Regions from separate parts of the Homo sapiens genome. Here region 1 is linked to region 2. A link is a loop called in an ENCODE intact Hi-C map of the cell type or tissue named here. Cell type or tissue: endothelial cell of umbilical vein. All regions are shown on one strand. Each heading gives the region's core, and the rest is flanking DNA. Links, peaks and the distances in the headings are about the cores only.

Region 1 (7,942 bases), core at 825-5,824, 270 kb after region 2:
TTATAGGTTTATTTATTGTGGTAGTTACAGTACACTCTGAGAAGGAGCTACTTAATTCATAATATAATCATATTCAGTGAAGTTAATTAATTCCAGATTTTATTATGTTACTTGAGCTCACTGAGTGCTTTAATCTCATGATATAAGGAGGTGGAAAAGGTAGGTGTAACAAGTCATCACAGAAGCCAAGGAGAATGATAATGTGCATCTCAATTACGAGACAAGGACTAATAAATGATTGCCTAATTGTGGGGGCTGGAAAAAAAATCCCAACACAAGGAAGCCCAAAGCACTTTAGAAATCAGACCAGATATCTAAGTTCCAAAGTAGCAGAAAAAAAGAACAAACATGGAGGGCGGCAGGCAGAGAGTGCCTTGCCAGTAACCAGGGCTTCCAAGATAATGGTAAACTTATGCAAGAAATAAACCTGTCTTACAATGGACACGTTGACTGTCAGCACCAAGGCCCAGCCCACTGGAAATCAGAGTTGCTGAAATATATGATTAGTGTTCTGTTTCATGCTCACTTTCATGCCACACCTTTCAGTGGAGGTCATCTTTCAAGTCATTAAATAATCTAAGAGTGATATGTACACAGAAGAGTTTGTTCCTTATCTTTTGTATGTCACACCTGGTGCTTTCCATGGACTCTTTGTTCTAGCTTTAACAAAGTTGTGTAAAGGTTTTTTTTTTTCCCCTTCCCAATGACTTACTTCAACTCAGTTTTTTAACCCTGTAACAATGGCAGTTATTGGGAATGTCTCTCCACCTAGACACACATTAGTTGTTAACAAAGATAATATAGAAAAACATATTTTGATTTCAATATTCTCTAGTTTGGTTAAAGATTTTCCTTTTATAAGTATATCTAGGTACATTGTTACCGCTCTGTTCCTTTCAAGTAAACATATTAATTCAATATTACTTTGTAATATAATTCTGATTTAAATATCTTTTATGACACTCATGCACAGGTGTTTAAAGTAAAGCATTATCGAGGTAATAAAAAATTCATGATTATCTTCCTTTGTATAATTATAGCTGAATATTATGCAATAAGTTCAATAGATTTTTATTAATTAATATATACTAAGAAAATATTAATTCAACTGATATTCTCAACATTGCTCATCTCAAGCCTGTGTGATAGATAAGACATATTCATCCCATTCAGCAGATGAAAAATGAAAACTTCCAAGAAATTAGATGACATATAAAATAGAAAGAAGTGGCAGAATCCACAGCTGGGCTCAGTGGCTCACTCCTGTAATCCCAGCACTTTGGGAGGCCAAGGTTTACGGATCACCTGAGGTCAGGAGTTTGAGGCCAGCCTGGCCAATGTGGGGAAACCCTGTCTCTACAAAAAATACAAAAATTAGCTGGACGTGGTGGTGGGCACCTGTAATCCCAGCTACTCAAAGGCTGAGGCAGGAGAATCACTTGAACCTGAGAGACAGAGGTTGCAGTGAGCAGAGATCATGCCATTGCACTCCAGCCTGGGTGACAAGAGCAAAAATCCAGACTAGAACAAGAGCCCCCTGGATTTTCATCCTTCTTGAAACATGCACAGACTCTGAGACACCTCACTGTCCTGGTTTTTCTCCTGCTGCTATGGCTGTATATGTCTGTCATCCTAAAGGGTTTCTTCTTTCTCCTTCTCAAAGTGTGGGCAAGGCCTAGGGCTCAGTCTTCTGCCTTCTTCTCCTCCTTACCCCACAGGGGGTCCCTTCCACTATCACAGCTTTAAATATCATATGGAAGTTGATGACTCCCAAACTCTTATCTCCAACCCAGACCACTTCCTTAGGTGCAGTCTCACATATCCAACTGTCCACTTGATGCCAACATTTGGGATTTAACAGCCATGCCAAGTTTACCATTTGTAAAACAAAATTTCAGATTTATCCATTCCAAACTGGTTTCTCTCTTGATATTTCATATCATTGGGCATGGTTCCATTGATCAAACAATTACCCTAGTTTCCCTCACACTCCTTTACTCCTAACATCAATAATTCTTAGACTTTCTTTCTCCCTCCAAATAAACCTTTAATAATCCCCTTTGCAATCTATTACCATCACTCTAGTTACAGCTGCATCATCACCTCCCTAGAATTGCCCCCTTCAATAGCTTCTCCACACAAACGCCAAAATAATCATTTAAAAACAGAATCATTGTAATCCCAGTACTGAGGTGGAAGGATCACTTGAACCCAGGAATTTGAGACCAGCCTGAACAATAAGGTGAGACTCTGCCTCTACCAAAAATTAGCTGGGTGTGGTGGCATGTGCCTGTGGTCCCGGCTACTTGGGAGGCTGAGAGGATTGCTTGAGCCCAGAAGGTCAACACTGCAGCAAGCCATGATCATGCCACTGCACTCCCATCTGAGCAACAGGGCAAGGCCTCATCTCAAAAGAATAAATAAATAAAAATAAATGCAGCATCATGTTAAGATACATCCTTACTTATAAGTGTAAATGGCCTCCTGTTAAATTTTTAAAATTTAAAGCTATTAATAGGTAACACATTCAAATGTTTCTAAATAAACAAATAGTATAAAAAGATAAACAGTGAAAAGCCTCCCTACCATCCTTGTTTCCCATCTACCTAGTTCCCTCCCACTCCTATAGGGAACCACTGCTCCTAGTTTCTGATGCTCCATAGCAATTTGAATACGACCCAAACATCTTATCCTGGCCACTGAGGCTACCTGGGCCAGATCCTGCTACTTCTCCACTCTCATTTCCTTTCACTCTTCTCCCTACTCATGGTGTTCTACTCCTCTCGCTTTCTTTGGTCTCATGAATTAACCAAATTATTTCCTGATTCAAGTATTTACCCACACTATTTACTTTAGTTAGGTTACTCTTCCCCTTTCTTCTATATTCTCCTGGTCCCCTCCCTCACTGCCATTTCACAGCAAGGTAGATTCTCCTTCACTACTTATTTAGCAAACTGATTACAAGTTGTAATTATACGTAAATGTGTTGACTTGTTCCCTAATTGTCTCTTTTACTAGATGATAAACTCCAGGAGAGCAAGTGCTGGGCCTATGTATTTTACTATTGTGCTGCTGGTACACCAAGTTACTTAGAGAAGGTGCTCAATAAATATTCACTAAAGTGAATCAATTAACACTATCTATGTAAACATTGGGAATGTAATTAAGCATTTCCTGAATATTGGTATTTACAGATACAGTGAGACATATTATATAAATTGGGAGTTATAAGGAACTCCCTCTCTCCAAAAAAGTGAGAAGGTAATGTTCTTAAATAATTCTATGTGTTAAAGAATGTCATGGTTTTGTACACAAGGGCTGCTCTAGGCATAATAAATATTCTATCTACTGTTCAAAAATAAAGGGCAAATAAGAATTACATATTTTGATGTGACATCTTACAACAATATATTTATAAATTTAAAGCCACTGCATATAACTTCATGCATTGTAACAAAATTTATTTGTCAATCGTCACTTAAGAATTTTGTTCATTCTCTTGCACATGCTATTATTTTTTATCCAAATAAAGGTATTTAACTCAACAAAATTTTAGGAAAAAAACACTTTTAAGGGTGAGCAAACTGTTTATTTCTTCTTTCCTTTTTAAAAAAGGGAGTGTCTGATGCTTTGCCCTGAGTGAGCTTGTTATGATCAACTGAATTCTCTCCCCATAAAAGACACGTCTTCCTTCTCATCCTGAGTGTGACTGTACATCGATGGACACTTCCAGACATTTCCCTTTCAGATATCAAAAGGAAGTATTAATCAAACAAAAGATGGGAAATTATGACATTCCACCACTAAGGTTTAACTCAAGTGGCCAAGTTTTAGCTGATCACAGGGTACAGGTGACTATCCATCATATAACCCATCATAACACACATTAAAACGTCTGGGTTAATCAGGACAGAAGCCAAAAATAATATATTTTGCTGACGTTCAATGAAGACTACCAAAGGAATTCCCCTGAAACCGGACTCTATAAACATGCAAGATCTAAAAGAAAAAAGGATATGAAAGGAATTCTGAGTAACACTATTTTAAACAAAGCAGCAGTACATTCTTTTGACAAAAAAACCTAAATGGTTTCTATGACATATGCAAGTTTAAATTTAAAAAATGGTAAAATAATCTCAGAAGTCCATGTGAGTATGCAAATGTATATTTGCATATTTTTATCTTATAAAAATTATCAGAGAATTGAATAAACTCATTCAAGATATATGAATAATATTCACAACCAGGCATAAACTTCTGATATCATCATACACCCATTTTCTTTTTCAGTCCTTTCTTCCAAAAACTAACTTCATCTGGAAATCAATGACAATTACATATAGAGGGAAACAGAAAGCTGTGGGATGTAACCTTAAAAGGAAACATATCTTCTCTTTATTATTAGGATTTTTACAGCTTTTCATTACAAATACTCTCATTTCCTGGAAATGGCTTTATTTCCATATCTGGAATAGGCTTTATTTCCATATCTGCCTCAACTCTTATCTTAAGCTCATATAACCACCCATATCACAGTTTGGGGTAATTCTTGTTGAAGCATCACGGTGTAAGAGATAAAGCACTAACTGGAGAGTCAGGAACTTGAGTCTTGCTTCCCGTTGTGCTACCACATGACAGCACTAAGGCAAACTCATGTCGCCACCTTGAGCCTCAGTTTCCTCACCTGTAAAGCGAGAGTGTGGGCTGGATGATGTCTGCAGACCCTGTCAGGATGTGTGATGCTATGAAGTGCCTTAGAAGCAGCTATTGTGATCACCACGGGCAAAACCAAACATTCCAGCACAGCACACATCAGGACCGGGGAAGAGGCCATTTAAATGCAGGACAAGTGTGGCCTTGGACCCTTTTCCCATTTTCTGTTCATTGACAGACTGTTAATACCCAGTGTTCCTTAACTCTCTGTAACTACTAAAAGTAACCAAAGCACACAATTCCCTTGAGCCATTTTGCAATTTTTTCCAATAACATTGTGTCTTTATAAGATTAAAGACATTTTTTCCCAATTAGAAAAAATCCATAATTCTTTTTCACATTTCACATATTCGTACACATTCAACATCCAGTCCATAAACATGCGCTGAGCACCTATTATATGTGATTCATGTGTTAGGCCTGAGGTATAAAGTAAAAACACACAGTCTCTGCCTTCTTCAGATCACTTATATTCAATTGATCTTATGAAATCGCTGATACTCAGTCCTTTATGACTCACAAAGTGGCTATTCCATGTGTCTCAACCTAATAGTTTTATAGCAAATTGTGTCATCAAACAGGTTAATCTTTCAAATTATCATAGGCATTTTGGAAAGTCCCATTAATTCTGGAAAGTCATTATGATGCTGTTTAGTGATTTCCTAGAGAATTGCCTAGCAAGGTTTTGGTTGTTTGCTTTGATTTTGGCGTGTGTATCTATTGCTGTCACTCTCGTTCAGAAACCTACACTAACAATTATTTGGCTCTTCTGTATTTGTTTCAATGCCTTTTCCATAATCAGTTAATAATTGACTGATCTACAGTCTCCTCAGCATTAATTAGTTATGATGTGCACACCACACACACATGCACACATGCGATGACCTGTTCTCCTTTTAAATCTTAAGTACTTCTCTTTTTCTTCCTAACAGACATAGCTGTGTTCTTTCTCACAGCTTGTCTTCTTAAAAGGATTTTAGACTGCTTGAGAGTAGGTTCACAGCCTATGCTTCTTTACATGACCTGCAGCCTCTATCCCAGGGTCCTGCATGCAGTAGACACAACAAAATTACCAACTAAATGATAAATTAAATTACAAAGGGAGACATCTGATTAAGAAGATACAGTAATATCCAAACATGAAAGCCGTGGGAAAACAGGTATTACATTTTTGCTAACCATGGCTGTGGCAGTTATATCATGCTCTAATGCTGTTCTTCACAATGACTCTTAAAAAAGGTCACAGTATTGAGTTCTTGGGCATGTCTAGCACATCAGAGAGCTTTGAGCACCGGATAATAACTATATTCAATTATGTCAGTTGGTACAAGTAAATTTCCAGCTTTGCCTTAGGAAAGGAAAATATTTATCAGGAAAATGAATAATAAGGCTTGCACTGTGATACAATAAGAGAAAAAAAACTTGGTAAGTTTATACAAAGACCATGGATAGTTCAAAATAGCCAACTACAATAATACTTTCTTTAAATGGGACTTTCTCTCAAAATAAACAAATAGCTGAAAACACCCTAATTTTGAATAACTGTCTTAAAATTTGAATGATATACCTATCTAAGCAAAATCAAAAACACTTCCCCAAATGATTAGCTTGTAGTGCACATATCAATTGCTTTATAGTGCAAGAAATGTCAAATGGCACTAGAAACAATACCATGCTTTCCTGTACAGTGCAAGCATATTTCTTCTTTAGACACAGTTTACATAATACAGGAAATGGCTTCATCTGGTTCCTGGTCTTTTTGATCAAGTCAAAAGCCTTAAAGAAAAAAAGTGTTTCTTTTACATTTTACTCTTTTTTTTTTGTACTTTTGTTTTTCAAAAATTACCTTTCTCTAAATTTTTAAAATGGGAACTGGACAAGGATGGAGAGCAATATCCTCTTAGAAATACTTTACTAAAAGACAAGCTCATGACCTTCTTCATGAATTCTGCAGGTGGCCAGAAATGAGGAGGAAAAAGCCTGTGATTCAAAAAAAAGTTGATACCGTGGTTTAAGATGCAATGTTCACATTTTAAAAAATAATAACCCAAAGGCCTAGATGTAGGGACTATTTGGAGTGTTTGAGAAGCAAGGTGGCCACTGTGGTGATTACACAGGAGTAGGTGGTAGGAGATGAGGTCAGAGAGGAGCTGGGCCCAGACCACGCGGGGCTTTGTGAGCACGGTAGGAACTTTGCATTTGACTCTGAGTTGGGACGCCACTAGAGAGTCTGGAACTAACTTATGTTTTTAATCAGTCACCTTGGTTGCAATGTGGAGAACAGATTATGGCACAACAAAGGGTGAAGCAAGGAGACCAACCAAGTATAGTATACACTGCCTTCATTTGGCAAGAGATGATGGTGATGTTGACCAGGGTAGTGCGATTGACAAGAAGCAGATGACAACTATATTTTTAATAAATAAATTGATGTGATTTGATGATTAATTTGATGTAGATGTGACAGAATGAGAAGAGGCAAGAATGACTGCAATTTTTTTTTTTTTTTTTTTTTGAGTTGGAGCCTCACTCTGTCGCCCAGGCTGGAGTGCAGTGGCGCGATCTCGGCTCACTGCAAGCTCCGCCTCCAGGGTTCACGCCATTCTCCTGCCTCAGCCTCCCGAGTAGCTGGGACCACAGGTGCCCGCCACCATGCCCGGCTAATTTTTTGTATTTTTAATAGAGACGGGGTTTCACCGTGTTAGACAGGATTAGCCAGGATGGTCTCGATCTCCTGACCTCGTGATCCGCCCGCCTCGGCCTCCCAAAGTGCCGGGATTACAGGCGTGAGCCGCCGTGCCTGGCCAACTCCAATTTTTTTTTACCTGAGCACCTAATAGAATAAGGAGGACACTAGGAGGAGCAGGTCTGGGGAGAGAGGAAAAACCAAAAGTTCAGTTCTTGACATGTTAATATTGAGATGCCTGTTAGTCATCCATGTGGGGATGTCAGCTGGTAGTTGGATCTCCAAACGTGGAATTAAAGGGAGAGATCTGGGATAGAGATATAAATTTAGGAGTCATCCAAGTAGGGCTGGCATTTGAAACTGCGACATTGGAAAGAAACACTGCCCTGGAGAATGAGCATGAAGAGAGATGTGAAAAGATCTAAGTACTGAGCATCTGGGTGCTCCAATACTTAAAGGGTGAAAAGAGGACAAGTAACCACAAAAGCAAGTTGAGACAACCAGTGAAATAAGAAGAGAATCAAAAGTAAATGGTTTGCAAGA
Region 2 (7,942 bases), core at 1,164-6,163:
AGCCACTGCTTTTTGAAAGCTGTTTGTAGAGCTGTATCTAAATATGATGTCCGTCTTCTCATCTCCTAGGCTCTCCAGTGCACTCCAGCATGGCTGTTGGCTTTGTCTTTTCACTCAAACAACTTTCGTTAAGGTCATGATTGACCTCGATGTTGATAAAGTGAAATTTTTTTTTATTTTTATCTCAAGAGCCAGAACAGCATAGTGGTAAACAAAACATGGAACTCTGAAGTCAAATTGCCTTGGTTTGAAACATAACTCCTCTATTTACTAGTTGTGTAATCTCAAGAAAAACACTTCACCTTTCTGTACTTCACTTTCTTCATGCATAGAATGGGGATAATAATAATACTACATCATAGTATCAGTGGGAGGATTCAATGAGTTAATATATGCAAAGCCCTGAGAAAATGTCTGAAACATTAAATGCTATAGATAGTAGATGTTATTTATTATTGCCTAAACTGCTTGCATGTTAACAATTTTTTTCTTCTTTGATCCCAGTCTTCCATTGATTTCTAGGATAACTGGCTAGCCATATGCAGAAGATTGAAACAGGACCCCTTCTTTTCACCATAAACAAAAATCAACTCAAGATGGATTAAAGACTTAAATGTTAGGCTCCAAACTATAAAAATCCTAGAAGAAAACCTAGGAAGTACCATTCTGGACATGGGCCTTGGAAGAGATTTCATGATAAAGTCACCAAAAGCAATTGCAACAAAAACAAAAATTGACAAATAGGACCAAACTAATCTAAAGATCTTCTGCACTGTAAAAAAAATAAAAATAAAAATAAAATAAATCAACAGAATAAACAGACAACGTACAAAATGAGAGAAAGTATTTTCAAACTATCCTACAAAGGTGTAATATCCAGAATCTATAAGAAACTTAAATTAATGAGCAAAAAATGAACAACTTTAATAAAAAGTGGGCAAAAGGACATGAACAGTCACTTCTAAAAAGAAGACATACACGTGGACAATAGGCATATGAAAAAATGCTCATCATCACAAATCATCAGAGAAATGCAAATCAAAACCACAATGAGATACTACCTCATACTAGTCAGAATAGCTATTATTAAAAGTCAAAAAATAACAGATACTGGTGAGGTTGTAGAGAAAAGAGAACACTTATACACTGCTGATGGGAATGTAAACTAGTTCAACCACTGTGAAGCAATTTGGAGATTTCTCAAAGAGCTTAAAACAGAACTACAATTCAACCCAACAATCCCATCCCTGGGTATATGCCCAAAAGAATATAAATCATTCTGCCATAAAGACACATGCACACATATGTTCATTGAAGCACTATTTACAATAGCAAAGACATAGAATCAACCTAAATGCCCATCAACAATGGACTAGATAAAGAAAATGTGGTACATAAGCTGGGCGTGGTGGCTCACGCCTGTAATCTCCGCACTATGGGAGGCCGAGGTGGGCGGATCACGAGGTCAGGAGATCGAGACCATCCTGGCCAACACAGTGAAACCCCGTCTTTACTAAAAATACAAAAAAATTAGCCGGGCATGGTGGCAGGCGCCTATAGTCCCAGCTACTCGGGAGGCTGAGGCAGGAGAATGGCGTGAACCCAGGAGGCGGAGCTTGCAGTGAGCCGAGATCACGCCACTGCACTCCAGCCTGTGCAACAGAGTGACACTCTGTCTCAAAAAAAAAAAAAAAAAAAGAAAAAGAAAAGAAAAGAAAATGTGGTACATTTGCACAATGGAATACTACACAGCCGTAAAAAAGAATGAGATCATGTCCTTTGCAGCAGCATGGATGCAGCTAGAGGCCATTATCCTAAGCAAATTAACACAGGAATAGAAAACTAACCATCACATGTTCTCACTTATAAGTGGGATCTAAGCATCGAGTACATATGGACACAAAGAAGGAAACAATAGACACCGGGGCCTACTTGAGAGTGGAGGGTGGGAGGAGGAAAAGGATCAAAAAATTGCCTATCAGGTACTATACTTATTACCTGGTGGGCAAAATAATCTCTATACCAAACCCCCACGACACACAGTTTACCCGTATTACAAACCTGCACATGTACCCCCTTTATCCAAAAAGTTGTAAATAAAAAAAAGAAGACCAAATTTGCTCAAATATTTTTCTATGACAGAATCTTCCTCTGAATTCTTGATTGACATATCAAAGTGCCTTCTTCTTGGCATCTCCACTTGACTGTCTCATATACAACTTAAACTCACCCTTTCTCCCTAAACTGGTTACCTCTGGTATTCCTCTATTAGTACATATAACCAGCATTCAATGTGTTATGAAGCTATAAATCCAGGAATTATCTCCACTACTTCTGTCGCACTGACCCTTAATATCCAATCCATCACTGAGTCCTGAAGTTTAGAATTTCCATATCCTTTTATTCACATATTCCTCATCCCAGTCAATGCTACCATTATGTTTCACTTGGACTACTGCAATACCTTTCAGAGGGCTCTCTTCTCATCACTCTGACTCCTGTCTATCTGCTTCCCATATATCAATCAGAATAATCTTTACAAACAGGAGAGCCTATCATCACTTACTTAGAGCATTTTGATAACTTTCTTATACTAGTATAATAAAGACAAACTAACTGCTTGAGCTCACAAAACATACATACATCAACTTTAAATCATCCCACATTTCCTCTTGCTTTCTTACTGCAGAGTCATTGACCATAGCTTCCTTTTACTAAAAGTTTCTTGCTCCCTCTCAGTGCAAGGCCTTTGTATATGTTCATCCTTCTCCTCTTTCCCTCCTCTTTGCCTCATTGGTTTCTACTCCTTTTGACATCCTAGCTGTATCATCACAGCCTCAGGAAGGCCTCCTCTGATTTTCCTCACTCAATATCCTTTTTCATAGCACTTTTCCTTGTTGTAGTTTCACATTCCTTCATGTCCTTTTTTGATTCTGTCTGTCTCATACCACAGACTACAAATTCTATGAGACTATGTCTCTGGGGGAAGTTGATTACTATAGTATAACAGGACCTGGCATATAAATGGTGCTCCAGTACACATTATTTGAAGGAACTTAATCTTGGACCCTTTGAGTTCAGTTCTATATCACAATGCCCAACATGGACCTCATCTTACAGGAGGGATGACTATACAAATACACATATGCTAATTATGGCAGGGTAGATATAATACTAACTGTGCTTAAAAGCTGCTATTTTTTAATACCTGTAGTCACAGGAATTGTGGTCAAATGAATTAGAGATGTTAGAGAACAACACAGTTTGTATGACTGATACTCAGGACTGAAAGAATAAAGCATTTAATTCATTTTGCCTTCTTAACATTGCTAAGACTGCAATTCCGGGGTCCTCTCTACTTACAGGCAGTATTACATGACCAAACTGCAATATAATAAATTTTTAGCTATATCTTATTTGTACTCTTATGTATAGCCATTATTTGAATTATTTTCTTCCCCAAAAAGAGGCTGTTTTAAGTTATGATGACTAAACTTAGACCCTACTGATTTTCTTTCTTTGTTTTTTTTTTTTTTTTGAGATGGAGTCTCGCTCTGTTGCTCAGTTTGGAGTGCAGTGGCAAGATCTCGGCTCAATGCAGCCTCCACCTCCCAGGTTCCAGCAATTCTCCCACCTCAGCCTCCTGGGTAGTTGGGATGACAGGCATGAGCCACCACGCCCAGCTAATTGTTGTATTTTTAGTAGAGACGGGGTTTCACCATGTTGGCCAGGCTGGTCTCAAACTCCTGACCTCAGGTGATCCACCCGCCTTGGCCTTCCACAGTACTAGGATTATAGGCATGAGCCACTGCGCCCTGTACCTACTGATATTCTTAAAACCACAGTAAGGGAACAAGCTGGGAATTGCATTATTTTACCTTCAGAATGGCCAGAAATATTTCAAACTTCAGCCTCTTGATGATTTCATAGATGAATAACAATGTGGTTGGTTTTACTAAAAAACAAGAAGCTTACAGGCCTTTCTTATTCTGCAACCCTGTCCCAGTGTTTAATAATAAAATTAATTGTTTTATGGCCTTAATGTTCAAATGTCAAAGACTGTAAATTTGCCGCACGAACAAAATTGAATGACCCTGCTTGGAAAATTTGTTTCTATTAATATTATAGGATCTGTTTAAAAAAAAAAAAAAAGCATCTGGACAGTTCATTTGAATGGCCACAAGAGAGCAGTAAGAAATTAAAGCTTAGGAAGATGACTCATAGTCACACTTACGTGTGTACTTTTTGCTATTAGGAAGAAATGAATAAAAAACCTACTTATATTTGTTCTTAAACTTGGCAATACAGTTTAGAATCTTTTTTTTAAAAAACAATTTAAGAAGGACAATATAGATAGCATCAGTAGATTAACTGAAAAGAACCTTGAATTAGAGCTTTTAGGAACCTCACGTTCATGCGTGAAAATGGAAAACAATAGTCACCCTGGGCAAAGGGACATCTTGAGAGGTCATCCAACACATCCCTGTGGATTATGCAAGCCAAAAGGTATGTGTCCCACTTACTAAGTCCCACAGAAGATTCCAGCATCTGTTTCTAAAGTATGGCCAATATTTTACAATGTTAACTATAGGACTTTTTTTTAAATGTCAAATTCTATCTTTTTATGTTGTAATTCAGCTACTATATTAAGTAGTATGTAGGGATACCCTGAATCTTTTTTAAAAGTTCATACCTATTTCTTTATGTGCCCCTGCCCTTTACTGCTCATACAAACTTGGCCATTTTTTACTTGGAATCTTGGATATCATGAATTTTAAAAATGAATTTTAAAATCATGAATTTGCAAAATGAACGGCAATAGCCTTAATATGTGAAGTACTATGAGGAGTCAGTCTGAAAAAAAGATGAAGAGTAGAAAAGTAGGCAAAGGCTATGAACAGGCAATTCACAAGATTAGAATTATATACTCAATATACATATAAAAATTGTTTATGTGAATTTTTAACATTTTTAACCTAATAATTTCCCTGCTAAGAATTTATCCTGTGGTAACAATCAGACTAATAAGAGTATAGATTTTAAAGTAAAAATAATTGGGAAAGTAAAAACTTAAATTATGTCAAAGAAGAAGAATTTGTTAAATTAATTATAGTCATACAAATGGGGTATAAGGAAAGCCATTACAATACTATAAGTAAATATTTATTGACATTGAAAGCCATGGAACATTTTAACTTTCAATAAAGTTGAAAACATTATATATAGTATGATTCCACTTAGGAAAAAATTGCGAATGACTGCATAGAAAAATATTTGGATGATATACGCCAAAACAGCAATTATGTCTGGGTAATCATCTTATGGAGGATTTTCTTTTTGTTCTTTTTTAGAACTTCTTGTAGATTCTGAATTTTTCTTACTGTTTGTTTGTTTGCTTTGGTTTATTTTAACAATTAACATGTGTTACTTTTTAAATTAGTAAAATCACAAAAAGCTACTTCTATGTTAGAAGAAGAAAATCCTCAGATAATCTTAAGAGTTAGTTTGGTGAATTTGTGAGGTGTTTAAAATTTAATCCTTATGTAGTGAGTTGCAATGAAAACATGGCTTAATAAAATATAATTTATGACATCTACGTTTTCATAATAATATGAAAGAAAAATATATAACAAGCTACCAGGGTATATTGAGATTTTGTCTACATGCAGCTAATATAACTAGGATATTTTTAAATCAACTGAAATGGATTTCATAATTTATAATGTAAACAGCTTTTATTTTTAGGAAAAAATAAAAGTCCCCCTCACCCCTTTTACCCGTGAACAGGCCAGTGACCTGACCTTCAACCTATTTCACTTTTTCTAAATGTTCTAAATGGCCATATTCTTACATAGGCCCATATTTAATCTTTAATTAATATGAATATTTCAGAACGGCCTTTACTTAATATGTGTTCTGTATAGCTGAGGATATAATAATAAAATTAATTACAGAAGAAAGTTCCAGTTACTACAGATTTGGAAAAGAATACTATGTTTCTTAGTATAAACTACTAGCAAGTATTTATTTTTAACCATGTTTAAATTGCTTCTATAATTTCTAAAATTATCAACTACTAAATATTTTTTACAAACCTAGTAATAGATTAGATCTCAAAATAAAAGCACAAGATAAACAGATGTCATCTCCATCTTAAGATGTCAAACTGAGGCTCTGTACTTTGCCCACAAATGATGTAGCTGGAACTGGGAAGGTATTCCATGCACCAATACATAGAACCCCCACAGCTTTTCATTAAAAAAAAAAAAGAAGAAGCTCTTTCCCTAATTATTCATACTTGTCTCTATATAGCATTTTCTCAAATATTTGAGGCCATTTTCCTCCTATCACTTAACCCTTCCATATGGGGAAAAACAAAATGTCTACAAGATATCTTTGGGGAACCACATTTCAGTGTTTTGTAATTTTATCCTTGCTTCTACTTGTGGGAATTAAGAGTTAGGCTTTGGCAGTGGGTGCAGGCAATACAGTCCAGTGAGCCAACTCAGAGCCCTTCCCACCACCAATGGCCTGAATCTCCTTAGGTGTTTGCCCATGTCTTGTACTTAATGCTTCTTCATTTGTGGAATCAGGACAGGCATCCTTGCTACTCTTATTAGTTGGCCACAACCCTATCACCCTTAAGAGTGTGTTTTATCCTTCACAGAAAAATAAAAAATGATGTTATGGAGACATGAGAGCACAAAAGGAAGTAAATGACTATGTTTTATCCATCACATCTGAAAATACAGTCTTTAGCAGCCCATGAAATTGTACTTGATAGCTAAAGCATTTAAATGACCTCAACTGTGTGTTTCACAGGATGGCTTAGAAATAGGACATGGAGGTTCTGGTTATACAATAGAGGGAGCACTGCCATAATGATGAGTAAATGTACTAGTCATTCACAATCTTCCTTCTGGCTAACATTGAAAAGGAGTTATTCATCTAGCACTGGCCTTTGCCCTCTTTGGTAAAAAGGTTCCTTGAATTTCTGAGGATCTCCTGATTTTTACCACAATCTCTCCCTATTCCCTTTCTTTTCTATTCCCCAAACATCACCCTCTTTTCACTCCTGTGTCTTTTGTTTGTGTGTGCTTTTAAACAACATGTTGAAAAACAAGACCATCAATTCCATTTTAAGAAAATCTAAAGGGAACCAAAAAGAGCAAAGACATTCAAACAGTAAATAGACAGGAAGGTAAAGATGCAGGAGATGAGGAGGGAAGGGTTGCGAGTGAGGCGGGGGACAAGAAACACAGGGTGCTTCCTTTACTTTGGATGAGTCACCTGACACTGATTCTGTCTGGAAAAGGGAATGTAAGAACACTTCCTTAAATTCTATGTGAACAGATACAGTGCAGTGGTATGTAAAAACTCTTTGAAATATGTTCCTTTAAAAACTCCAAGTATTATTTTTAACTTTCAGCTGGCTTAGCCTTCATATTTCAGCAATTATAGAAAAGTGTGTTGCTGACATAAAAATTGGGGGGAGTGTTATCACTATATTTTCTTTTTATGTTTACAAGCTTGGCTTTTTTAGTAGAGTTAATAAAGTATATGGCAAGCCTAAGGTTGCTCAACTTGCTGAAAATAAAATATTAAGATTCCAATTCTATTAACATTGACCAAGCATCTAGAATGTGTTCGGTTCTCTTTCTAGGTACTAATAGAAACTAAATGAATGTAAGGCTCTCATAAGAATCAAAGCAACTGTGGCAGCAAGTGAAGGAAAATTCATGGACCCTGAGTTGGTTGTAGTAGACGGAGACTCTGGAACCCTTCCTGAGCTTCATTCTGACTAGAGAGTTTAGATAAATTCAATGATTTGCTCTTTGCTTCACCCATTGGGTAACTATGCCAGGCCAGGCAATGGCCCACGATGAATAAGATATTTTCCTCAGGGAGCACACATTCTTGTACAGAAAGACAAAAAATGTAC

Evidence for each region. Hi-C counts contacts between places; a loop is a spot of excess contacts. Peaks named below come from ENCODE experiments on the same cell type or tissue, not always from the same donor. Only the 100,000 strongest peaks of a DNase experiment are listed, where the experiment ranks them.
Region 1: a loop joins it to region 2, with 2.0 times the contacts of the local background. A loop is called at or near these places in 3 of 110 quality-filtered maps.

The regions. Positions count from the first base shown.
Region 1 is chr3:169,305,159-169,313,100 of GRCh38, forward strand. All of the region lies in intron 2 of MECOM (MDS1 and EVI1 complex locus), which reads right to left. Among named protein-coding and RNA genes, the nearest start is that of MECOM-AS1, 140 kb to the right of the region's middle. RefSeq lists an enhancer at 4,162-5,361. In endothelial cell of umbilical vein, for the core only: no CTCF peak of the experiment used is centred there; a DNase peak (open chromatin) is centred at 3,813; H3K27ac peaks cover 1,280 bases.
Region 2 is chr3:169,037,642-169,045,583 of GRCh38, forward strand. The region is part of intron 1 of LOC107986051 (a long non-coding RNA gene); the gene reads right to left. Among named protein-coding and RNA genes, the nearest start is that of LINC01997, 39 kb to the left of the region's middle. In endothelial cell of umbilical vein, for the core only: a CTCF peak has its summit at 4,168 (motif pointing right); a DNase peak (open chromatin) is centred at 4,360; H3K27ac peaks cover 1,250 bases.